2 separate regions of the Homo sapiens genome follow, and region 2 is linked to region 1. Evidence: read pairs that join two places in POLR2A ChIA-PET (ENCODE). Cell type or tissue: CD4-positive, alpha-beta T cell. All regions are shown on one strand. Links, peaks and the distances in the headings refer to the core of each region. The heading gives the core; the rest is flanking DNA.

Region 1 (9,394 bases), core at 440-8,439:
TCTTACTAAAGAGGAACTTGAGACTAAAATGCTGTGTTGAGTGTGTGACTCACTGCAGTAGGATTTAAATATCTGTTACACAACAACATAATGAATTTCAAAATCATCATGTAAAAGAAAGAAGCCAAGCACAAATGAATGCATCCTGTATCATCCCATCTAAATACACTCTAGAAAATGCTAACTCAGCTACAGTGACAGAAGGAGCTGCGGTCACCCAGGGCTAGGACATGAGGGGTCTTTGAAGGGTGATGGGAATGTTCTCTGTCTGGATGTGGGGCAGTGGTTTCACAGGCGTAGACATGTGTCAGCACTCATCAAACTGCACATTTGAAATGCACACAGCTCATTGCTCAAAAACATTCACAAATGTGATTTTTTAAAATCTCTGTGCTAGCCTCACTATAGACCTTTTTGGTCTGGAAAGGCCTTGATCTTCTCTTTCTTAAACCATCTAAAAGTACGCCACAAGTGATTATAAGAAGGTGATTATTAAGAGCTGAGCTTGATTCCCAGGCAGAAACGGTAACTGATGGACGTCCAAGTATCAATACAGTGTTCAGAGCACAGGACACACTTGGAGCGTGCGCTGGCTGCTCCCTGCTGCCAAGGTGACCACGCCACTTTTCAAGCCTAAGGAACGCCTATGGTACTGGTTCCCGGAACCACACAACCTGTGTTATTTCTTGTTTCATGTATATTTCTCCCCGCTCCACTGTATGCTTGTAAGAGCAAAAACAGCCTTACAATTTTTCTTGATTACTGAGGTGCCTAATATAGTTGGACACTTAGAATATAATTGTTGAACGAATTACTTTTCTCAATTCTCAAATAAATGATTCCTTACCGAATCTTGAGAAGGACTTTATGTGCATAAATGTACTTTCCATCAACTAGAAACTTCAGGTCTGCAGTGTCCGGGTTGTCAAATTCCCTCTTCAGTGACTCAGCCACTGTGAGGTGGTCATCAGGTTCTAGGAGAATAATGCAAATGCTTCCAGAGTTAGCTACAGACATAATGAACACACAGGACAGGATATGGCACTACTCTACTGGTACTCATGAAAGTACCAATTCCTCAAAATAACTGAGCAACTGAGCAATGGATTTTTTCCCCTGAAGACAGATTTGCATCTCTGTAATCATTAAGAATAAGAATCTCACAAATATCTGCTTATAAATCTGGCAAAATAACAAGAAAAAGTCCCAAGCCACATCACTAATTTTGCATGAAATTTTAAACATTTGAGTAAATACGCTAGTTAAAAGTAAAAAACAGTTTCTCAGTAAAATTAAAAAGCACTCAAATAAGGATAGGGCACAATGGCTCACACCTGTGATCCCAACACTTTGGCAGGGGCAGAGACAGAAAGATGGTCTGAGGCCCACGGTTTAAGACCAGCCTGGGCAACACAGAGAGACCCCACCTCCAAAGAAAGTTTCTTTAAATTAGCCAGGCATGGTAATGGGTATGTATAGTCCCAGCTACTCAATAGGCTAAGGCAAAAGGATCGCTTGAACCCAGGGGCTGAAGGGTACAGCGAGTTATGATTGCACCACCGCACTCCAGCCTGGGCAACAGAGCAAGACCTCATCTTTCTCTCTTAAAGAAAAAAAAAAAAGTAGTCAAATAAAATTACTTTTAGTTTAGTACTGGTGTTGATTTCTGATGCTCTGAAGAAAATAAAATTAGTTCCCTTTTGTAGAAGCCCATCAGAGAGAAATAAATTATGATAGTGCACCTAACAAAATCCTCATTATCAAAGTAAAGCCCTGAGCTCTTTCCCAGATTTTCAGGCCATCCCCCAAATGGACAGTGACCAGCTTACCCACGGAGAGGAGGCGCCACGTGACGGCGGGCGTGGCAAAGCAGGCAAACACGTCGTCAGTGCAGGAGAAGTGGGTGAGGTGCGGGAGGATCACGGACTGACCCCGGCACTGGCCCCACATGTACACGTGCCCACCCTGCGTCTTGGCCGCAGACGTGTGTGTGGAGTGACAGGCTGCAATCTCGATAATCCTAAATTCACAAACACACACCACATAAGCACAGTGACCGGGGCAGAAACAAGTTGGGTCCTCCTCCCGCCAGGTTTAACTGATGTGGGACATCATAAAATTACAAAAAGGGTCAGGAAAAGGAAAAAACAAAACAAAACAAACCACCACATGACTCATACACCTCATCTCCTAAATTATCAGGCACCAAACCGTTATTTACATTTAAGCCACACTTCAATGGCACTTATAACTCATGAAGATCTGTTTGTACCACTTCTAGCCAGTAGGCCTATAAAAATATGCACCATCCTGTTTTGAAATTCAAGTATAACCCAAGAGAGTAGTGGTCCCCCCTACCAAAAAAGGGTGGTTTAAAATTTTTCCCCCTAAAACATCACTTACTGAAGAAAATAATAAAGATTTGGGTCATCTGGACTGAGGGCCAATAAATAAATATTTTAATGAAGACTTCACCAATTTTTAGAATGCTATGGGTCATTCCAACTCCTATTGCACAGAGTAAATTCAGTAGTTCTACCACACTGGGCTGTATGACCTGGAGCCCAGGAGAGCAGTTTCCTAGGATCACTATGTGATATGCCCTACTGCTCTAAGTTCACGATTGATGAGGAGGTAATTCTCAGAACAATTTTTTTTTTTTAAGACAGAGGAGTCTTGCCTTGTCACCCAGGCTAGAGTGCAGTGGCACAATCTTGGATCTTGGCTCACTGCAACCTCTGCTTCCCAGGCTCAAGCGATCCTCCTACCTCAGCCTCTGTAGTAGCTGGGACTACAGGTGCAAGCCACCACACCTGACTAACTTTTGTATTTTTTGTAGAGACAAGGTTTTGCCATGTTGCCCAGGTTGGTCTTGAACTCCAGAGCTCAAATGATCCGCCCACCTTGGCCTCCCAGAGTGCTGGGATTACAGGTGTGAGACACTGCACCCGGCCTCAGAACACTTCTTAATGGAAAACATTGTCTTGTTGATCTGGAAGTAATTTCTTTTCCATCAGAATAAGCCACCATACAGATTGAAGGAAAATGGTAAACTCTTTTAACCCAGGGGAAGTCCCCATCTTGATTTTGCTACAGCAGACAATGGTACCAGCATCCTCAGAGACTTAGGCTCAGAACTTCAGGGTCATCTTTGACTTCTCCCTCCTCATTTACCACTTTCTTTAGAATATCCAGTTAAATAACAAAGATGCTTTCTTTGTAATGTCTCCCCTCAGCCACCACTGGGGGGTCAGGTACACCCCACATCTGGCCCCTGTAACAGCCTCCCAGGTCTCCCTTGCCTTAGACTCTCTCTTCTGCCCCAACTCACACAGTGCTGGCAGGTTAATCATCCTCTTGGAACACCGTTCTCATCAGAACTTTCACACGGGCAGTGGCTTCTCTCAGATAAAATCCTGACACAAGACATAACTCCATCCATGATTTGGCGTCACCTCTGTACAGACATCTCACAAGTCAATTTTGTCCACACACCCTGTTTCAACAAACAGGCTTTCTCATTGACCTTCAATGACTTCATACATGGTTGTTCAGGAATGTTCTTTCTCTCTGCCTTACAAACCCTACCCATCTTGTAAGGCCCAGTTCAAACTGCCCCAAGTTTGAGGTCTCCCGCTCACCTGAGCTCCTGCAGCACTTCCTGTCCACACCATTCCAGCCTGGCCCTGTTACTTTATGCATCCGTTTCACCTGTTCAGCGAGATGACCAGTTTCTGGCAGGCCTAATCACTGGCTTAATTCTCTCTAAGCACATAACGTGGTGTCTTACTGAATATAATCTATGGGTCACTTTACTGACTGAGGAAGACTCAACAACACAGAGCAAAGGTTGTGTAAGACCCCACTGACACGGGCTAGCACCTGAAGGGTGAGGATGATCCTCCACTGCCTCCTTTAGGCAGTTGCTCTCAAACCAGGAGGGAGGTGTTATCACAGAACCTGGAGCTTGTACCGGCTCGCCTCAGAGGCTGAGACATGCTGTTCTCATGTGCGGTAATCTCACTGACTTATTATGAGGATCGTTCTTAGCCCTTGAAAACCACCCAAAAATACTAGAGGAAAAAAAGGCTACGATGGCCCACAGTGGAGAGCTCAGGATTTGGAGTCAAACCTAGGTTTGTTTTTTATTTCTTTCTTTTTTTTTTTTTTTCTTGCAGCTCCAGCTCAAAGGAAAACAAAAACTGGGTTTGAATCCTCGCTCTACCACTAGGCTGCGTGACTAGCACTAGGCTGCGTGACTAGGGGAATGTCACTTAGCACCTAGGAGCCTTGGTTTCATCACATTGCAAGGGTGGTGTGAGAATCAAGTGATAAAATGTTAAGTGCCAACCAGGCACAATGTCTGGGTGCAAATGGTTGCATGACAATAGAGGTTTCTTTACATTATGATGACTACTCAGCCTTTTAAGTGACAAAGCATCTTTTAGGTGGAGACCATGTATTTCTAGTGATCAATTCAAATTAGTACGACTTTCCCTAGAAGAGTCCTTTCCTGATATTTGCAGGGTTAGGCCAGTCCCCTGGCCTAATCCAGTGCTGTGCAAAAGAACCGTGCCAGACGGGGAAAATGGTTAACAATATTTGGCTTCTCAATCAGCATCATTCTTTTCAACAAATAAAGAAAATGGGAGAAGGAAATAGAATAAACTTATTCAAAGAGAAGTACGTCCACTGTTAGTATCGATTTTACTGGCAAGCCTCCTAAGTTACAAGCAAATGTGAGGATAGCGACATGGTCTGTCTTCGTGGCCTGGTGCTGTGGGCAGGACACGCGGATCAGAGTCAGAGTGTAGTTCTAGGGCCACGTTATTTAAATTCTTATAATCAGCTTTACCATCTTTTCAAAGAAAAAAAAAGATGAGGGGGAACAGGATACAGGCAGCAATCCTCTCACGGTTTGTGGTTTTGTGTACGTGAAATAAGTTCCTTGGCAGAGCTGAGAACCGAAAAAGGCTTCCTTCCGTGACTAAAAGTGTTTACCAGCTGCTGCAGAACTGTGGGCCCGTGATTTAGCTGAGGAACTCATGATTTAGCTGGAGAGAGAAGTCCAGATCTGTGACTTTGCAAATAATTCCCAAATGACATCAGTGTGGCCCTGACTACAAGTCTCCAGTGAGTAAGGAAAAATACCTGGGGGCTCCTCAGGGAATATTTCAAGTAAAAGGGAACTAACTGGGCCATGTATGCTTTGGACTGGCCAGAGCCGTGGAATAAGAGTCTGTGAGGTGGAGAGCAATGCAGGACCAACATGCAGGCAGAGCTGGAGACGGCAGGATGGCAGAGAGCAGCATCGTACAAGACCTGACAGGGACGGAGGCCAACGCCGGGATCGGAGGGCAATGAGGCTTGCCAGGAACAGTGGCGTCGGCTTCAATCCAGAGCCGAAGAGTTCTGATTTGATCTGATGTGATAGGCAAATGGGAAACTGCTTTGTAAACAGGGCCATGATGTGAGGAAATGGTATTCTCAGAAAGACTGACCTGGCCACAGTGGTGTGCAAGACAGGCTGCAAGGGAGAGAAAGAATAGTCTGGAAGGCTGGCTGGGGAGGCCAACCCAAGCTAGGTTGCCAAGGAGTAATGAGGGTGGCCTGGATGTTAATGCAGAGGGAGGGAGAGGAGCGGAAGGTGGCCCAGGGGATGAGTCTAAGAAAACCCCCGGCTGGCAGTGCTGAGGGAGGCAGAAGCCGCGCTGGTCAGGTGGCAGGTGTGGGGGCCAATGTACACATAGCTGAGCAATTAATAAAAGGAAAAAGGGCCTTCTGTGTTTGAACCACCTCAATTGTAAAGCCATCTGGCATTCTCTGGGAGCAGGGGAGGTTAGGGCAGCCCAATGAACAATGTGAAGATAAGCATTTATGAACTGCTCTTCCTTTCTTCAGATTTTAGCACTTTGCAGTGACCTACTAGGCAAAGACTTCTACATTTTTTGGAATCATTTCTGTGTCCTTTGGGGTAATGTTCTATGAAAAATGTCAGTGACTGGAGCACAACAGCATCCTTCACTGATCTGCCCAACATCAGAAAAGCCAAATAATGCGGTTCTTATGTTCCCTTCTGAGATGTTTGTTCTTTGTTATTAGCATCCATGAAAGAGGGTAGCCTCTGCCCCTAGAGCAGCTGGTGACCTGAAGTGGGACACTACTCTCTAGAGAAGGGCTGGGACAGACAGAGCCAAAGGGTGGGTCAGGGAAGGCCATGTGATGCTGCCCGTCCCGGGGCATGGCCTTGTGACATATACCTGGCACACCCGGCTCCACATGGGAAGTCAGGGGTGGGGCGCGGATTTGGTTGGCTGCAGTAGCTGCTACAGGAATGAGAATGCAGAAAGTTTAGAGGGTACTTTCAGGTCTAGGCTTGTGACCCAAGCAACCGCTAAGGAATCCTGCCATTGCCTAAGGTCATCGTTGGTTTTTAAACTGGACTCACACCAAGCAGCAAACACCGACGTTCCAATTTTCCAGCCAGACATGCGACAGACAATGACTATCAACTGAGCTAACCTTTACTGTCAGGATGTCTGGCGTATTTCACACTTTTATTTTGTAGCCAATCTTAATGGGAAAAAAAATCACTACATGTTGATAATAAACAGGTTTTGTGTCACCTTGAGGGAATGATCAACAACAACTGCTGAGCTTATTGGCTATGAAGTACTAGAAATGAAAAAGCAGAGAGTGAGAAAGAATAGAAACTGGAAAACCTTGAGGGGGGTGAAAGGTCATCTGTGAGGGAGAAGAATATTGGAGAAGAAACAGCAAAGATGACAGATCCACAGCAGGGATTCCCAATCCTGGTTTTGTAAGAGCCCAAGTATTATACCAACTACCTCAGAAGTCAAAGAATTCTCAGAAATTCAAGGAAAAGTTAGCTTCACATCAGTTTAGTTTAAAATATGCCGTTAGGGAACGTTAAGAACAAAGATACAAATGTTGGTCAATCTGTCCCCAAGGTACTGAAACTTCAGAAAGATTGGATGACTGGATTAGGAGAAGACAATCATTTTAATCATTAAACTTATTTTTATGTAAACATAAATTGCTGACAAATATCAGTATTCTCCATCATAAATAAAATCTTTTTCTGGGAAAGATTTTAAAAGGTTTCCCTTGGATGGTTGCTCCAGCAAAGAAAACAATGTAGACAGATTTCTCCTTCCCACTTCTGTGAACAGGTAACTAAGAACTGAAACCCACCCCACCCCACATTCAATCCAGTTCCTAATTAGTCAGGCTTTCCTGCAATGGGCCGCAGAAGAGTCAGAAGTAAGGCTCCGGGGTTCCCCAGGGATAAGTTATGACATATACTTGACTTTCCCATCCCTGGAAAGGGTGGAGAAGTGCAGAACAAGTCCCAGCACAGACCTATAAACCCCTCCCTCGGAATACGCCCGTGATTGAGTGCCTGGTTGAAACTGTGCAAGTTCAGAAACCACCACTTGAAATTCAAGTACGGAAAACAGAAAATCAGGAACATCTCATTTAAAACATTCATCCATGTTTTTTTTTTTTTTGAGACAGAGTCTCACTCTACTGCCCAGGCTAGAGTGCAGTGTCGCGATCTCACTGCAACCTCCACTTCCTGGGGTCAAGGGATTCTCGTGCCTCAGCCTCCCAAGTAACTGGGATTACAGGCATGTGCCACTGTGCCCAGCTAATTTTTATATTTTTAGTAGAGACAGGGTTTCACCATGTTGGCCAGGCTGGTCTCAAACTCCTGACCTCAGGTGATCCGCCCGCCTTGGCCTCCCAAAGTGCTGGGATTACAGGCGTGAGTGCCTGGCCCATCCATGATTTTTATAACCAAATTATAATTCAAAAATAACTGCAGTTTAAGAAGACAGAAATGCAATAGATAACTCCCAATGTCCAGTTAAGCAACTTGGCACTCACACAGCTTCCATTCCCATTACCTGCTTCTCTGCTACTTTTTCTTTCTCCCACCTTGACGCCCCACAATCCATCTGCCCCAGTGAGAACCTGAATCAGAAGCCTTGGGTGATCATTCTGGATCAGGGACCAGCAGTGCAATGCAGCAAGTCACTGGTGGGCAATGACGGCAGATTCTGTGAGACCAGGGATGGATGTGCTAAAGTTCTGGGTAAGTGTAGGAGCACCATAAAAAGTAATGGGCCAGGCCAGGCGCAGTGGCTCATACCTGTAATCCCAGCACTTTGGGAGACCGAGATAAGAGGATCACTTGAGCCCAGGAGCTACCAGCCTGGGCAATGTGGCAAAACCCTGGCCCTGCAAAAAACACAAAAATTAGCTAGGTATGGTGGCATGCTCCTGTAGTCCCAGCTACTCCAGAGGCTAAGGTGGGAGGATCGCCTGAGCTTGGGAAGTCAAGACTACAGTGAGCCGTGATTGCACCACTGCACCCCAACCTGGAAGACAGGGAGACTGTGTCTCAAAAAATAAAAATAAAAAAATAACAGGCCATACAAATCCATCGTTTTTATTTCCATGCCATCTTTATTTGATCCTTTAACTCTGTTTTTCAGTTTAAATGTTAAGTGTCCCTACCAACTGAGGCACTTTTGTGGTTATTCAAAGCCTCAGGACTGTCCCTTCTCTTCTGAGGAGCTCTAAGCTACAAGATGTGTGAATGAACAGCTGCAGGCATCTACCTGCACCACCTCCTGCCTCCATTATTGTCCCTCCTCCCAATTCTGAAGGGGCCAGGGGTCTTAAATTTTAAGGTTTTTGGAGAAAAAAGTTTTATTTAACCTATAAAATTAACCTATGTTAAATTGGTTAAATAAAACTTTTAAAACATAGGTTAAAGAAAGTCAGCCAAGTTCACAATACCCAAATGAAAACTGAGGCAGTTGAAAAATGACAATTTGGTTCTTCATTTTCATTGTTAAGTATTCCAGCAGAAAATTAGAAAAGAACTGCATATAAATGTGAGCTAATCTGTTTGTCTACATATTTCTTTTAAAATTAAATATAATAAAGATATATGCAGTAAAAACAGCAGCATTCATTTCTACAATGACTGCAACCCTGGTTTAAAAGAAAAGATAGTGAAACGTTTTTGCTCTACACTACTATCAGGAAATGAAAAGTGGAAAGGCAGTGATCTGACCATGCTTGAGAAATTCCAAAGGCTTTCAAAAATATCAGAATAACGTGGAAACTAATTCTGGATGTGCTAATTACATAACACAACCTTGCAAACAAGTGCACAAAAGTAAATCTTAATTTCCTAACCATTTTACTCTTCCTCGTAGTGACAGCTTGGGAGTTAAAGTAATGAAATAACCCTATCCTTCTCAACTGGCAAATTTCCATGTAGCTGAGTGACCAGCTTTATACCCCATGCAAGGTACCTTTTCCTAAGCCAGGGAAGAGCGACCTTGAATGTTATTGA
Region 2 (9,394 bases), core at 661-8,660, 58 kb after region 1:
CAAAGACAGTATTAAAAAATAAAGAAGAAAGGAAAAGAAATCCACAAACCAATATCTCTCATGAATTTAAACATAAAAATCCTTAACAAAATATTAGCAAACTAAATCCAATAGTGTGTAAAAGAATTCTACGCCATGACCAATTTGGACTTATTCTAGGAATGTAAGATTGGTTCAACATTCAAAATTAAACATTGGTATATCGGCCTAAGGAAAAGATAATATGATAGTGTCAATTCACACAAAAATCATTTGACAATACATCCACAAAAGCAATTGAATGGAGGAAGTTAAATCTTTTCAACAAATGGTGCTGGAGCAATTGAACACCCATAGGCAAAAAACAAAACAATACAAATCAAAAACAAAAGAACTCAACCTAAATATCATACGTTATACAAACCAACCGAAAGATGAACTTAACTGTAAAACACAAAACTACAAAATATTAAAAACAAGGCCGGGCGCGGTGACTCACGCCTGTAAACCCAGCACTTTGGGAGGCCGAGGCGGGCGGATTACGAGGTCAGGAGATGGAGACCATTCTGGCCAACATGGTGAAACCCTGTCTCTACTAAAAATACAAAAAAATTAGGTGGGCATGGTGGCGCACGCCTGTAGTCCCAGCTCCTCTGAAGGCTGAGGCAGAAGAATTGCTTGAATCCAGGAGCCAGAGGTTGCAATGAGTCGAGATTGTGCTACTGCACTCCAGCCTGGTGACAGAGCAAGACTCTGTCTCAGAAAAAAAACAAAAACAAAAACAAACAAACCAACCAAAAACAAAACAGGAAGAAGACCTTCAAGATCTAGGGCTAGGCAAAAAGTTTTTAGACTATATCAGCTGGGTTTCCTCAAAGTTAAAAACTTTGCTCTGCAAAAGTCTATGGGAGGAGGATGAAAAGATCAACTACAGACTAGGAGAAAATAGTTACAAACAACATAGTCAACAAGGGACTGGTTTCCAGAAAATATAAAGAATTCTCAAAATGTAACTTTCAAAAAACCAATCCAATTAGAAAATGGACAAAGGCCATGAAAAGACATTTTACTGAAGAGGTCATACGGTTGTCAAGTAAGCATATGAAAAAATGTTCAACATCTCTTGCCATTAGGAAAATCCAGCTTAGGACCATGATGAGCTATCACTGCACACACATCAGAATGACTAACATAAAAAAACAGTGACCACACCAGGTGCTGTCAGGGATATGGAAAAACAGGATCACTCCTACATTGTTGGTGGGGATGCAAAATGATACAGTCATTTTGAAAACAGTTTGGTAATTTCTTATAAGGCTAAATATGTAATTACGATATGACCAGCAATTGTACTCTTGATCAAATGAAATAAAAAGCTGTATAAGAATGTTCATAGCATCTTTCTGTAAGAGTTGAAAACTGGAGTCAGCCCAGATGTCTTTCAAGACATGAATGATTAAACAAACTGTGATACACGCATTCCTTGGACTATTACTCAGGAATTAAAAGGAACAAACTATTGACGTAGGCCATAATTTGGGTGATTCTTCAGGGAATTACGGTGAATGAAAAAAGGCCAATCTTGGAAGGTTACATCCTTTATGATCCTATTTATGTAACAGTTTAAAGGTGATAGACTTTTAGAAATGGAGATTAGTGGTTGCCAGGGGTTAAGGATGGGGGAGGGGAGAGGTGGGTGTTGTTATAAACGGGCAGCAGGAGGACCCTCGTGGTGATGAAATATTCTGTATGTTAACTGTGGTGATGGATTCATGAACCTATATACATGATAAAATTGGATAGAACTAAATACACAAATATTTACATGTTAAACTGGGGAAATATGAATAAGATAGGTGGCTTGTATCACTCTCAATATCCTGATTGTTATATTATACTACAGTTTTGCAAAATGAGGGAAACTGGTAGAAAGTATTCTCTGGATTATTTCTTACAACTGCATGTGAATCTACAATTATCTCAATAAAAAATTTCTATAAAAATGCTCTATTAAATAATCTATACATCTTAATTTTTATCTAAAATTCTATTTTATACCCTTTACCTGATTTCTTACACAGGGTTACAAGGTAAACTTATTTTGCAGGTTATTTCTGAAAGAGGAAAGAAAATAGTAAGATGGATAAATGTGCTACTAACTAACAAGTAGTAAAACGACCCTTCTCGGTTCTGGTGTTTTTTCAGCTGAGTCAGTTATATTAAGAATCATCTTCTCTGCCGGACTCACTCCTATAATCACAACACTTTGGGAGGCCAAGGTGAGAGACTGCTTGAGCTCAGGAGTTCAAGGTCAGCCTATGCAACATAGCAAGACCTGCAACAACAACAAAAACTAGCCAGGTGGGGTGGGGCTTACTTGTAGTCCCAGCTACTCGGGAGGCTGAGATAGGAGGATCGCTTGAGCCCAGGAGGTAGAGGCTGCGGTGAGCCATGATTGTGCCACAGCAGACAGAGTGAGACCCGAACGAAAAAAAAAAATTATCTTCTATAATTAAAAGAGTATGGTTGTAAAGAAGACACTTCCCTCGAATGTGGTCAGGCAGCATTTTCTTGGTAATTAAATGGTTAGGATCTTTTTTTCTTAGAATTCATATTGTACATGGCATCATGTGACTGAAGGGACATTTCTCTTGAAGTCTATCTGTACTATCTTTCTACAGCTGCAAAATTGTTCTCTCCACTGCACTTGTAGTAATGATGATTACTATTATTAATACTAATAGCCCCAACAACATTATGCAGTATAATGGCTCCAGTGATTATACTGAGAAGTTTGATGGAATTATTTTCCTGAGCTCATTCTAAAATTTCTTCTTGCTCAATATTATCTTGTTATTTCTGTTCATTTGTCCCTTACAATCTCCTACCTATTATTTCCCTGTAATTAGAAGCTCATGGGGGTGAGGCTTTTTCATTTTGGTTTCCTCTTCACTGCCTGGAGCACTGTGGGCACGGTTTCACTTTTGATGTTGACATCTTCAAATGGAGACTAGTGGCTTCACAAGTTAGGACAGTCACTGCATCAACCAGGACTAATTTGATAATATTCCTCAAGCTCATTATAATATTGGCTCTTTCCCAAACACCTTGATTTTTTGAGAGATTAGTACTAAGAAACCAGACTTACTCATTCCATTAAGACTTTGAAAATCCAACCCAAAATGCTCAGTCATTTTTTGTGACTCTATTTGCAGTAATATTTAATTTTTAAAATATTTAAGGTCATGATAAATTTGTCATTTACCAAGTAAACATTGATAAATATTGATATTACTATTTTTAGGTTTATTGTTATGTAGCATCTGAATCAGTGAATTTACACACTCTTAATCAGGGGAATAAAGTACACAAAAAAATTCAGCAGCAATTGCACCATTTACTGCTCTGATGTTTTTGAAAAAGGAAGTAAGTGACTGAGATACACAAAACAACCCATGCAACTTGAAGCAAATGTATCTAAACTACAGTAAAGTGACAGGAAAAATAAACTAGATGTTGCTCCTGAAAGGACCATTTTCTCTACTGGACCTGTCAAAACAGTGAACCCAATGACAGTGTTTAGAAAATGTTCACTGAAATGGACTCACAGACCAAAAGTATACAGAAACCTGCTGTTGAAAGCTATTCTTTCAGGATGACGATGATAAATCAAAAAACAAGTCTACTGCAAATAGAAATTATGTGGACCAGTGTCTTCTTCACTGAATATCACCTTCATAGAAAATGTGATACACCCTGATTTGAGATGTTTAGTCGCTTATCTGCAGGAAGCAACACTCACCTCAGAGAAGGAAACCTCAAACCACTCGCATGAGAGTTAGCTCCCATAGAGGTAGTGAGAGCTGCCTCTGAACCACAGAAGTACTTACTCATGCAAAGTGTGGCTTCATATTTGAACCAGGGAGATTCAGGTGTGGGTTTCTGTTCTGCCATGGAGTAAACCTCTCTGCCCAAAATTGCAGACTCAAACTTGGTACAATTTCCTCAGACCAACTAAATAATACGCCTAAGCTTGGACAAAGTCTATGGGAACACCAAAAAATTTTTTAATGATTTCTTACCTGAAGGGAGAAGGAACCTAATTATAGTAGTGTCATACAGGGTAAAGGTGGACAAGGTTAATATAATACAGCAGATGTGGCTTGAAACTGGGCAGTGGAGGCTGCAGAACAAGGGCTCCTGACCATTGCAGCTGTCTAGATTAACTTAGATGTTAGGCAATGCCATTTCCCATCTCTGTCTAGAATGATAGGCCTCTTCAACCACAATGGTCTCTTTGCCTTGAATTCTTCCTATCAGATTTCTTTTTCAATGATATCTCTACTCAAGATTGCTGAAACCAAAAGCAACTGGCAGAAAACATTTTATTTCCAGCAATACTTGACTATCTCCTCTATTGGTCAAAATGGTTTCAAATGCAATCAGTTCTTCATTTAAATCAGGCCGGGCACGGTGGCTTACACCTGTAATCCCAGCACTTTGGGAGGCCGAGGCGGGTGGATCACCTGAGGTCAGGAGTTCAAGACCAGCCTGGCTAACATGGCAAAACCCTGTCTCTACTAAAATACAAAAATTAGCCGGGTGTGGTGGTGCATGCCTGTAGTCCCAGCTACTCGGGAGTCTGAGGCAAGAGAATCACTTGAATCTGGGAGGTGGAGATTGCAGTGAGCCTAGACTGCGCCACTGCACTCCAGCCTGGGCAACAGAGCAAGACTCTGTCTCAAAAAAAAAAAAAAAAAAAAATCACAAAATGATGAACTTGATTTTCTTTCTTCTTCACTGAACTTAAATGTACCCAATATCTAAATGTTCCTAGAAATCTGTATTGAAGCCATAAATAATATACTTTTCTCTATGCCCAGATCTCTGTACTACAAACCTCTTTCTAAGAGATACATATAATGTCTAGCACTACTGGTGCTACTGGTGTAAAAATCTTCCTTTATTTGCCATGGTCCCTTATTATCATCATGGCCCCTTACTGTTATCATGTCTAGCTATAAAAAGTCTCAATTTAATTAGCAAATAGATTTCTTTATTGTCCAAATGTCCAAAAATAATATAAATCCATGGTCTAATGGAAAAACATGGGAAAATTTCTGTCTTTTCTTTTGTTTTTTTTGGTCAACAGCTGTCTGCTGACCTTAGATAAATCACCAGATCACCCTGACTCCCAGCTTCCTCATCTGTAATATAAAAGGACTGGTCTAGGTAAACCCCAAAGTCTCTCCCTGCTCTAAAAATTCCCAGTTCTACAGAGGACCAAGAGAAAGTAATTTCTTCCCTAATTATTCTATAAAGTTTCCAATTATCAATCCCATTCTTCTGGTTGCTTTGTATTCAAGGCTGGATTGCTATAATTATTTAAGGGTAATTATCATATTTAAATATAAGTGTTTAAACTATAAGGGACCATGGCCGTAGGAACCTTAGCATTAATTAGGCCATGTGAGACTTCCTTAAATTAAAAAATAAAAAAACTTTTCTGTTTCATCAACTATCAAGTCATCTGAGCTTGCTCTGGCCTTGATAAGCTTTTAATAAGCTGTGTGACTCACCCGGAAGACAGAGCAATAGATTCTGCTAGTGTTTTAGACGGTTTGTTGGTAAAAGTGCCCAAGGGAAGATAGGATATACAGTTGCCCATCAGCATCTTGGAGAGAGATTGAAAATGAAATTGCTACTTCAAAGGCAGAAAAACACAATGTCCTCAAGTTTCTTATGTAGAAATAATGATAAATAAATGCTATCTTATCTCTGGAGAAATTGGCAATAATGTCCCAGCTAAGGAAAAGTGATGATAATAAGGGGCCATGGCAAATAAAGAAGGATGTTTACACCAGTTTAAAAAGATCATCTTTCCCTGTTTCCTTTCCTCTTTTGACTGCTGACCTGCTGTATTATAACAGTGATAAGAGACACTTTGAGAGGTTTTACAAATACTGACTCTGCAACTTGGAGTTATCAGTAACTTTGTCCTGTGTCCTTTCTTTAGGCAAGAGAAAATAAAAACAAATGCGCACTGCAGTTTATCTTAGAATTGAGTATTGTGAGGGGAAAAAGGGGCCTAAAAAAGTCACAGATATATTTGACTAGAGGAAGTAGGAATACAGTTTAAGACCAAGACTATGATAGCTCAAACTGTTATGACCACTCAATATTTTCTGCTTTTTAAAATGTAGTTGATACCTGCCTTATGATAATGTAGGTAATTGCTAAGCATGAAATGGTAAGACGATTGTACAGATTTCAGGTGATTGTAACCCAAGATGGTTAGCCAATTTGAACAATATTATTTGTGTATATCAGTGTATCTATTCATGGATGAGTTTGTCTCTCAGGAGACATTTGGCAATTCCTGGAGACATTTTTGGTTGTCACAACTTTGGAAGGTCTGCTGGCATTCAGTGAGTAGAGGTCAGAGGTGCTGCTAATCATCTTTCAATGCACAGGAAAGCCCCCAACGACAGTCACCCAGTCCGACATGTCAATAGTGCTGAAGCTGAGAAACCCTGATGAGCATTATAAGGATAAAATCAATAAACATTTGGTGTGGACAGATGATTTCTGTGGTATGCCTTTTTAGGGGAGGAACAGCTCTGTTCCTAGAGAGTTGGAAGGTTGACCAGATAAATAAGGCCTCCCATACGCCAAGCCTGGGGTCAGGAAACTCCCTGACTGAGATGGAGCTGCTAGGCCATGATTTAAGGTACCCAATCCAATGTGCATGGCCAGAGGCCACCAAACTGCACCTGAGTCGGGTAATTCTTGGATTATTTCACCGATCTTAGGTAGAGTGTAAGAAACTCCTGTAGTCACTAATTCAACCAGAAGGAAGAATTCAGGCTTTTTCTCATATCTGCACACAGAAAAAAGTGGCTCTCCTCAAGTTAGCCAAGGTACAGACCAGAAAACAAGTAGTAGTTGCAATGATGAAACAGTCTGCACACAAGCAACTCGATCAGCCAGAGCAGGGAGTGGGAAACATAGGTATGTGTGAGTGTGTTAGCATGAGTGTGAGTGTGCATGTGCGTGTGCCCCAGATGAGGCATGCTGGTGAGGTCAGTCTTCTGAGGACCACAGATTTAGCCCAGGGACAACATGAGGCATCAGCCTTTAATTTCTGTAGGCTTCAGGTAACATTCCATCTATTAGGCTATATTTCACAGGTATGCTTGCAACTGGGAACGTGAGAAATGTATTCTTGAAATTTCATGTGGCTCATCTGACTTTGCCACATCAAATCAAAATGTCCTTCATCTCAGAGGTACTGCAGGTGGATTCTCCAGATTTCGGAGGAGGTACTAGAGAGTGATAATCTCATCAAAGATATTCCTGCCTTTTGTGTCCTAGGGTCTGTGACACACAGGCCCTTAGTTATTATGAGGCCTGTAAGTCTTCTGTGGGGAGTGCGTTAGGGGATGATGGAGAGAAACTTTATATGTTTAATTCAATTGTACTCGTTATTAAAGCTTATTCAATATATTTACAATACAATATAAAACTTTAGGTGATGTCTGAATCAAACATCTATTAAACAAATTGCAATATGTTTGGAACTTCATTCTAATTTTCCCATTAATTACCTAAATTCATTTATAAACTTCATACACCACCACTTATAGTTTTTAGTTCTGTAATATACACGTACATATATGAGTACAGTGTATATTCTTTGCTTTTAGGAAATCCAGTATAGGAAAATCTAAAGTTGGAAAACAGATAACCCTCAAGGTGATTATTTATATGATCAAATAATTGGTTACTTTCCAAAAGTCCCTTTCAATGAAAAAAAAAAAAAACAATAAAAAACTAAATCAAATCCATAAATATAAACTAAGTACCTAATCTTATGAGCAAGAAAGAGGAGAATGAATATACAAAGAAGACCAAGATTAATTTGGGGTATTTAAGACTTTATAGGCTGGGCACGGTGGCTCAGCCTGTAATCCCAGCACTTTGGGAGGCCAAGGTGGGCGGATCACCTGAGGTTGGGAGATCGAGACCATCCTGGCTAACATGGCAAAACCCCATCTCTACTAAAAATGCAAAAAATTAGCCAGGTGTGGTGGCGGCACATGCCTGTAATCCCAACTACTCAGGAGGCCGAGGCAGGAGAATCGCTTGAACCCGGCAGGCAGAGGTTGCCGTGAGCCGAGATCACGCCATTGCACTCCAACCTTGGCAACAAGAGCAAAACTCTTAAAAAAAAAAAAAAAAGAAAAGAAAACTTTGTATGGTTTAAGTGGCTTCAAAAGCATCATTTACATAACATTAACCACATGACTGGTGGGTAGAGTTGTTTCTGTCCATTAGATTCCTTCCTCAGGGAGCCACTTATCCCTGTTTGGGCCTGCAAGATCTTATGTCTTTTTTTTACGTAAACCTATAGGTCTTTGAATGTTTTTCTACTTTCTGGTACAGAACAGGCTTACCTTGTACTTTCTCTCTCCTAGCCCTGAACCTATTCAGTTTCTCCAAGATGCCCAGTGCAATGATATTTAGAAACCAAAATCTGGGTATCAGATGTGTCCATTGCTACTGAGATATTACTGCTTCTTGGCCCCTTTAGTAGAGATAGTTAGAATACATATTTATTTAAATTGTGACTGAATCTTACTGAATCCCCTGTTCCCAATTCAAAACCAAAGAGTTTTTCCTTTAATGGAAAGGCGTTCTACATTCTTTAACTCAAATCAGTGATCCCTAGTCAGGAGTGGTTCTTGACTCATGTTCAAGTTTGTAATCATTTATTTCTTATTTTGCTCCTAAAGTGACCCAGTAAGGGAAAGCTGATGTGAAGCCTGATTAGCTTTTACCGTGATCCCTTTTCCTAAGGAGCTTTCAACAGTTTCCATTCATTTTGCCTGACTCAGAAGGTACAATCTCTTATTTCTTTTAGTACCTTAAAAAACAAACAAACAAAAACACCACTTTCCAAAATCCTGTGTATTTCACATATGTCTAAGGTTTTGAGGACAACCCAACCTATACAGCTTTCTCCAAGGATTGTAGAGGAGAGGGAACAGAGCAGAGAGGGGATGACTGCCTCGTGATCTTGTACAGTCCACTGCTTACTGTTTGAAGTCTTGAGACTAGGAGACTCATATTTCTGCTACCAGATAATTAAGATACAGCATCTTAATTATCCTTCTATCATCATGCAGATCAATGGTGTGCCATGTAAAATTTTTCTGAACTTAGCATTTTCACTGCTTCCAAAGGGCTGCACTATTTCATAAAAAGAAAACTGTGTTTCATAACAAAACGTTGCATAATTAAAGTGACTGTAACAATGACAAAAATGTGAATTTCCTCCTTCTCTTTCCTTTCTTTGAAGTCAAATGGGGAACCAAAATGGAATGTAAACGGAAGCTTTTTTGTCTTCCTTCTA

What was found. Peaks named below come from ENCODE experiments on the same cell type or tissue, not always from the same donor. Only the 100,000 strongest peaks of a DNase experiment are listed, where the experiment ranks them.
Region 2: POLR2A ChIA-PET joins it to region 1 with 21 read pairs; 12 of 35 experiments call an interaction of 5 or more read pairs at or near these places.

What each region holds. Positions count from the first base shown.
Region 1 is chr13:48,500,895-48,510,288 of GRCh38, forward strand. It overlaps RCBTB2 (RCC1 and BTB domain containing protein 2), which reads right to left. Exons shown (of 15, transcript NM_001268.4): 11 at 1,830-2,020; 12 at 848-974. It overlaps LOC124903173, which reads right to left and starts at 5,912. Exons shown (of 1, transcript XM_047430824.1): 1 at 3,490-5,912. The coding sequence starts at 5,813. The coding sequence ends at 5,190. RefSeq lists a silencer at 1-28 and an enhancer at 4,613-4,882. In CD4-positive, alpha-beta T cell, for the core only: no CTCF peak of the experiment used is centred there; DNase peaks (open chromatin) are centred at 3,937, 4,267 and 4,937; H3K27ac peaks cover 2,229 bases.
Region 2 is chr13:48,558,664-48,568,057 of GRCh38, forward strand. LINC01077 (long intergenic non-protein coding RNA 1077) reads right to left here. Exons shown (of 2, transcript NR_170270.1): 2 at 8,935-9,394. Among named protein-coding and RNA genes, the nearest start is that of LINC00462, 18 kb to the right of the region's middle. RefSeq lists an enhancer at 2,933-3,032. In CD4-positive, alpha-beta T cell, for the core only: no CTCF peak of the experiment used is centred there; DNase peaks (open chromatin) are centred at 2,958 and 3,828; H3K4me3 peaks cover 691 bases.